Linked DNA regions of Homo sapiens: region 1 is linked to region 2. The links are chromatin contacts, found by Hi-C or POLR2A ChIA-PET in ENCODE. All regions are on one chromosome and are shown on one strand. Each heading gives the region's core, a stretch centred on a gene start or an enhancer-like site at or near the end of the contact. The rest is flanking DNA. Distances are from core to core; before and after follow the strand shown. Region 1 has its middle 190 kb from the start of CTAGE1. Region 2 overlaps LOC124904260 (a long non-coding RNA gene).

What was found. A loop is a pair of places that touch in the nucleus more often than their neighbours do. ChIA-PET counts read pairs that join two places held with the same protein, here RNA polymerase II (POLR2A). Pooled maps may share reads with other maps.
Region 1: a loop to region 2 is called in a pooled map, with 4 times the contacts of the local background. The contact joins two enhancer-like sites. A Hi-C loop is called at or near these places in 3 of 50 pooled maps. POLR2A ChIA-PET finds 5 or more read pairs at or near these places in 2 of 52 experiments (MCF 10A and endothelial cell of umbilical vein).

Annotation. Positions count from the first base shown.
Region 1 is chr18:22,605,146-22,608,365 of GRCh38, reverse strand. No RefSeq gene overlaps it. Among named protein-coding and RNA genes, the nearest start is that of CTAGE1, 190 kb to the right of the region's middle. Within about 2 kb of position 1,650, at least 7 of the 41 ENCODE cell types and tissues checked have a DNase peak (open chromatin) inside an H3K27ac peak, as active enhancers do.
Region 2 is chr18:22,464,574-22,468,189 of GRCh38, reverse strand. It overlaps LOC124904260 (a long non-coding RNA gene), which reads left to right. Exons shown (of 3, transcript XR_007066305.1): 1 at 1-3,327. Among named protein-coding and RNA genes, the nearest start is that of CTAGE1, 48 kb to the right of the region's middle. RefSeq lists enhancers at 1-224, 1-622. Within about 2 kb of position 1,374, at least 13 of the 41 ENCODE cell types and tissues checked have a DNase peak (open chromatin) inside an H3K27ac peak, as active enhancers do.

The DNA.
Region 1 (3,220 bases), core at 401-2,900, 140 kb before region 2:
GCCAAGGCTCTACTGTAGGTACAGGAAGCGAGAGCAAGAGATCTTCTCACTGCCTTCCACAATGTGGCTTCCTTAAAAGCATTTGAAGAAGGAGATGGATTCTACCAACTGTAGACAGCATCTCTGCTGGGGCCAGGCTGAGGCAGGACGGGTCTTGGGGGTGGAGTCAGGATACTCCTTTCTCATCCAGCCTCCAGCCAGCTGTTTGTGTTTGGATTTTTCTGGGGGCTAAGAAGTTTCCCGGTAAGAGACGGTGAACTGGGTCTTCAAAGGGGGTCCTGATGTACACCAGCTCATCTGGAGAACAAAATGGGGAGAGCAGGGCAGGGTGACAGAGGTCAAATTGCTGGGGAGATTCTCCGGATGCCTGAGAGAGGGATCGACCTAAGGAAGGGGGATTCAGGCAGTGAGTCCAACTTACCAACAAGGTTGTGGGGCTGAGAGAAGGTGTAGACCTTAGATTTTCTTGAATCTGCCCTGACCCCACCACTTTGCAGGGCTCTGTGCAGCCTGGAGTGGGAACGGCTGTCTGTGCATTAGGAGGTGCCACTCAGTAAGCCAGGCTTCAGCATCTTCCAGCCCATGCTGCCCTGCTGTGGTGCCTACTAGCAGCCGGGACCTCAGAGAGCAGGGAGCTACTCTTCTCACTTTGTAACCAACTGCCTGGAGTACCCAAGTGCCAGGAGGATTGAAACCGGCACCCAAGACTTCGCTAACATATCAGGGGAGGCAGAGATCAGCAGGAATGTGCCATGGCTGTGGCCACAGTGGTGGCGAACAAAGGCAGCAAGAAAGGGCCTGGATCCTTGTGTCAAGGCTGGGTGGTGGTGGCCACGACTTGGTCTAGACAGATTCACAAGAATGTCTGAGACATCACCGGGGACTGCAAGAAATAATTAGGGCTGAGTACATAAAAAGCTCCTGCAGGGAGCAAGTTCCTTTTATGCAGGTAGGGAGCCTTACGCCATAGAAATTGACAATCAGTGTTACTATGTCTGCATAGACAGGGGAGGCCTAGAGTTAAGTTCCATGAGCAATGGAGTTACGCGACCCAGAATAACAAGGCTAGTATGTAGGAAATAGTATTCAATTTTTGTAGGATTAGATCACCTCAGCCCGATAGGCTGGGCAAAAAGCCCTAATGGCTGTGCACATATCCTACCTCCAATAACTTAGATTCCTCCCTGTCCCTGGCTTGGCTACTCCCCCACACTGAGGGCCACAGAGAGGCGATGGAGTTGGTTGCTATGCTGTGCAGAGTTGCCACTGAAATGTGCTGGGAAACCAGGCTTGATAACTGTACATGGAACAGCTTGTCCTGACCACGCTTTCTCTGAAGAGAGCCAGAGGCAATGCTTCAGAGTGCTAGTGGTATGGCTGGGCCTGCCGGGAAGCAGCTCTGAAGCCCTGGCTGTGAGGCTTAGTGAGAAGGAACACTCCAGTGCAGTCATCAGAAGGTGCAGTCCCTGGGATGAGTGTGAGGATGTGAACTGGCTGGGGCAGCAGCACCAGGAGATGACGGTGAGCACAGCTGCCAGGGTCACCCCAGCTCCTCACCGGACATGGCCTGGGCCTGTGTCTCTCTCCCTGCCCAGAGTGGAGTACTAGCAGGCTGTGGGAAGGCTCAGATCGGGTTACCAAGCCCTTTGTACCCCACCCCAGCACTCTGAACTACAGCAAAATCTGGGGCTCTTAACTTTTTGGTTCATGATCCATGGATCCTTTGGGCAGTATGATGAAGCCTGCATTCTCCTTCTCAGACTAATACTTTAAATGCATAAGATAATATATTTAGGATTAGAAAGGAAGCCAGTTATGTGGAAATATGGTCTGAAACATCCCCAGAAACGTCAAGAAATAATTAGGACAGGGTGGAATAAAGGATCTTGAAAAAGGTTAGGGTTCCTTCCGTGCAGCTGGGGGCATGCGTTATCGAAATGTTCAGAAACTAGGTTTGTGATATGAAAATATCTGTGCGTCTGTACAATGCAATGCATAACAAGATTAAGCAGCAGGTCTAATACCATAATTCTCCAATTCTGACACTATAATTCCAAGTAGTGATGAGCATAACTGTTATTTCAAGATACCTGCTACAACTGAAATGTGATTTGAAAAATCTATAGTTTCTAGTGGTAACGAAGTCACAGATATACTGACATACTGATGTGGTGTGCTGTCTACATTCATAAGAAAATGCTAAATTTAAATTAAAGTGTAATGAAAAGAAAGATGTATTTTTTCCCACACTGTTTCAAGGCACCCCCCTAAATTCTATCTATAGACCCCAGATTGAGAACTCCTGTCTTCTGTGCTTGTGCAGAATGACTTCAGGAAAACACACACCTGGTTCCGAGTATGTTTTCTTAGCTCAATACCAGTACCATGTAACTATAGTTGCCTCAGGGTGTGTAATAATGACTAGGCAATGCACAATGCCATTGCAACAATGTGACGAAGGCTAGCCTGTATACCTATGAAATTCATTCCCTGCAAGGCTGTGGAGGGTTGAGCAGGTACAGGCACCACGGCCAGGCACAAACTCTGTGTTATTTTTGTGGGAGCAAAGAAGAATTCTTCTAGTTCCACAAGGTGCGGCAATATGAAAAAATGATAGTTGGACAAGGATGAACTCAGAGGTAATTTCTAACAAGAGTAGGGATAAGGAGAGGAAGCCAGGACTGTGATGTGAGCACAGAGTGGAGTGCTGGGAAAACATGGGATCTGGACTTGAGCCCCAAGTCTACCCTGGACAGCTGAGTGATTTTGGGTAAGTAAAAACGTTCCCTTCTTCATGCTTTTCCCTACCTCCATCATTGGGATTTGTGAGGGACACAGAGGACAGTATGTATATACAAAGGTGCTGTGTGAACAGTAAAGCCCCATCCTCACATCTGCTATTATTATCCTGTTACAAGCCACCTCATGTTTAACTTTACTCCAAATGTATCCCTGGGCAGCCATCACATGCCACACTCTTGCTGCAGTTTGCAAGTTGAGGCAAGTCACTTGTGGTTTTTGTCACTTTTTCCTCTCCAGGGGCAGTACCATGACTGGCAGCTCTGCCAGACAGACTGACTTTATCACTCAAAGGCCAGTAAAAGTGACCTTTGGTTGTCCTGGGAGTCCTGCACCCCTATTTTTCTGATGAAACTCCCTTTGACCTTCGATTCCCCTGGCTTTCCTTTCTCTTAGCTTCCCTCCCTCCTTTGGTCTGGCC
Region 2 (3,616 bases), core at 125-2,624:
GTCATCCATGGTCCAAAAATATTAAATGAAAAATTCCAGAAATAAACAATCCATAAATTTTAAATTGCGTGCCATTCTGAGCAGCATGATGAAATCTCTCGTCATCCTGCCCAGGTCGTGAATCATGCCTTTGTCTAGCATATCCACACTGTAGAAACTCCCCACCCTTAGTCACGTAGTAGTCATCTCAGTTCTCACATGGAAAAAGCATGTATATGTAGGGTCAGTACTACTCGAGGTTTCAGGCATCCACTGGGAGTCTTGGAATGTATCCCACCACTGTAACCAATATCTGATGCTATTCTCACACCAAGCTGGTAAACCTGGCCTAAACAAAGTCCCAAGCTGCCCCCAGACTTGTGAGCTAGGGCTTTTGTCTAGAAACAATCTTTAGTGACCCAAAGTCAAAGCTTAGGTATCCTGTTGACTGGGCACAGCAGTAGAACCCATCGATTCTGGAACATGGACCTCTAACCAGGTAGGGTTCTGCTTCCTTGTTAGGTGCCTTGAGGAATGTGGGGCCAGGAGGGTCCTTCAGGCCTCTCCCTACACCCCAGTCCCACCCCAGCCCCCTCCTGCTGCTCCTGCAACTGCCCTACTCTCTCAGAAGCCTTGTGCTTCAGAAGTGTTTTAAGACAAGAGAGTGTGAGACTAAATGCAAACTGGCTTCAAAAATGACCATTGTTTGTATCCACTGGGAATCCTTCAAGACCTTTCCCTCCCCTCCCTTCTCCCCACGGTGAACTTTAAGCATTTTTATCCATGGAGACTAAAGACAAAGTACTGTGTCTGGCTTCTCTTCTCTTTTCCAGCCAGCCCACTTGCCAGTCTGGCTTCTCTCATCTTTGTTTGGATGCTCTTCTTCATGACTCCTCGCCAATGCACAGATGTAAACTATTGTCTGATTATTAAAAGAAAAACACAAAACACAAAAAAAGCACACATGCCTTCAGTATTAATGACCATAGAGCTGTCTGCATAAGGTGAAGTCTGTGGTCCTGAGCAGACCACAAGCCATCAGCCCCTGCTGCTCCAGGAACTTGTGCTTTTCTCCTAGGTTTTATTAAAAACAAATTTAGGCAAACACAACAGGCTCAGAAAGGAGCACCACTGTGCCCTTGAAACTTTGCTGGGCAGCCTCCAGTGGCAAGCCTTGTCTTTGTCACCTCCTCCCAGTGAAGTTCACTATCTTTTGGCCCCCCTCAGAACTGCTGCCCCATACTGTCCACCTCAGCCTAGTAGCCAGAGACCTCGTGTTTGGTCTTTGCCCTCAACAAGACACTTCTAGCCACACTGAGTCATTGCTAGCTTGTTGGAAAGGTGAGAGCACTGGGTGGAGAGTCAGAGGCTGGCTTCCCTCCTACCCCTGCTGATAGGTTGCATGATCCTGAGCAAGTTTCTTCTCCCTGCTCAGTATTCTTGCCTGCAAACTAAGAGGGCTGGGCTAGACACATTCCTTCCATTTTTCCTTAAGCAAATATTTATTTAGCTCCTGCTCTGTGCAAGACACCGAGGATGGAACTGAAAACAGGACAAACAAGGTCCTTGCCCTCATGTAGTATATGGAACAGCAGGAGAAAGTTAAAAGAAAGTAAAAGAAGACACTCTGAGCATCCTTGTATCTCCAGCAACCTTCAAATGTGTCACTGAGAACAGCCGAATGTGCTGTCGTTCTGATTTATTGGGGATCAAAGTCTTTAACTAAAGATGTGGGATTCTTGTATGGATTTTCACACATCAGCTTCAGGAAATAAGTAATAAGGAGGAGTTCATGACCCTGAAATCCCCCCTCAATGGATACCTGCTACACTTCTCTCCTGAAAGCCAGGTATCTGCAGCTGTCATCCCACTTGCTACTTTAACTGAAGGAATTTTCAGAAGCAGCAGCCAAACATGACACACCAGCAGCCTGTAGCTCCACCCTTCAGTGGAACTGTTATTTTTAGGCCTCTCCTCTCTTGTCACAAGCATCTACATACCTCCCTGGGTGACTCATGTTTGTGGATAGCACCAAGCACACGTGACTTTTTCAATGTGGGGCTGGCTTATTTTGACAAACCCACTCTCCGTTCCATCTCTACTTGCAATACTCAGAATACTGTAGTGTGGGAAAAACTGTGGGACTTCCAGTGCTCCTCAAATGTGTGCCATGCAGCAGGAAAACTACCCCCAGAGAAGCTGGGACAAAGCTGTCCATGAGCCAATGAGTTACTAGTCATAAAGTTGAACATATTGTTTCCATATTGCTTTGCTCCACATTCGTAGCCATATGACTTGACCCCAGAGTTTCAGGTACAGTAAAATGCTCTTATTCATTATGGGGCCATGTTACCATGCATCAAGGTGATATCCTGAAAAATCACACCTCACATGGCTGTTAGACACTTGTGTAAGACGTGGGCTCTCAAAACAGCACATACCGAAATTGGAGTACTTCTAGAAGGTGTTGGGCCTGAATCATCCATTTCTATCAGAATTTTTAGCAATTTTTTGGTCATAGAAAAAAATATTTCTGAGTCTATATTTCAGGCAATATGACAAAAAGGACAAAAACATTGCCATGTGGACCCAGGTCAGTGGCCTATCTGTGTGGTGCCAGGAGGCAGAGAAGATGAAGTTTCCCTTTCAGATTCAGCAAGTGACTCCTTTCGTCATAAATCCATTCGGTGGTGTCATGCCACACCTCTCTCTTATTACCTGTACACCCACTTTTTGTTTGTATATTGGTTTGTTTGTTTTGTTATTTCTGGTCTTCAATGATCTCAGGCTCTTTCTTATCACAAGGTATCCTCAAGGGCTATTACCTCTGCCCAAAATATATTCACCCTGGAATATATTCTTCACCCAGCTAACTCATTCTGGTCTTAGTTTAAAGACCTTTTCTCCAGAAAAGCTGTGTCGACCCCTTTGGGGGAAGGTGGATTTCTCTGTTTTTTCTTTCATAGCATCCTATATCTTTCCACTGTGGCAGTTCTCACAGCAGTATTTAAATGATTATTTGTTAAAATGACTTGCTGAATACATGTCTTTCCCACCAGATTTTAAACTTCATGAAGGCAAGCCTTCTTTATTCACTTCTACTGTTCCAATGTCCAGCACAACACTTTGCACGTAAGAGTATTTTTCTCAAAACCTGTGTCAATTTGATAAGTATCCTTCTTCAAATTTACATAGAAGGAGGACAACTGAAAAGCAATGTGGTCCATTCCCTGTTATATAAACACGTGTGTTGCACTGCAGAAGCAGAAAGAAAGCAGCAAGTGTTTCTGCCCGGAATCACATGAGGCAAGACTCAACAGAAGATGGAACATTTAAGCAGGCCTTGAGGTAAGAATAGTTCAGGTGAAAAGAGTGGAAAAAGGAATTCTGAGGAGATTTGATACAAAAAAAGGCAGAAAGATATGAACATATAGAATGAATTCCAGGGAAGGCACAGCAGTCAACTGTGGTAGAATACAGCATGACTGTAGAGGAATACAGGAAAGGGATCTGGAAAAATGCTGGTGGACTTGTCTTTTATTCTAGAGACTTTCTATTTGAAGCAAACTGAAATCAAACTTCAAATACATGAACATTAAATCATGAGTTTGTGCTCTAGAAAGTTCTCTCTAGTGGC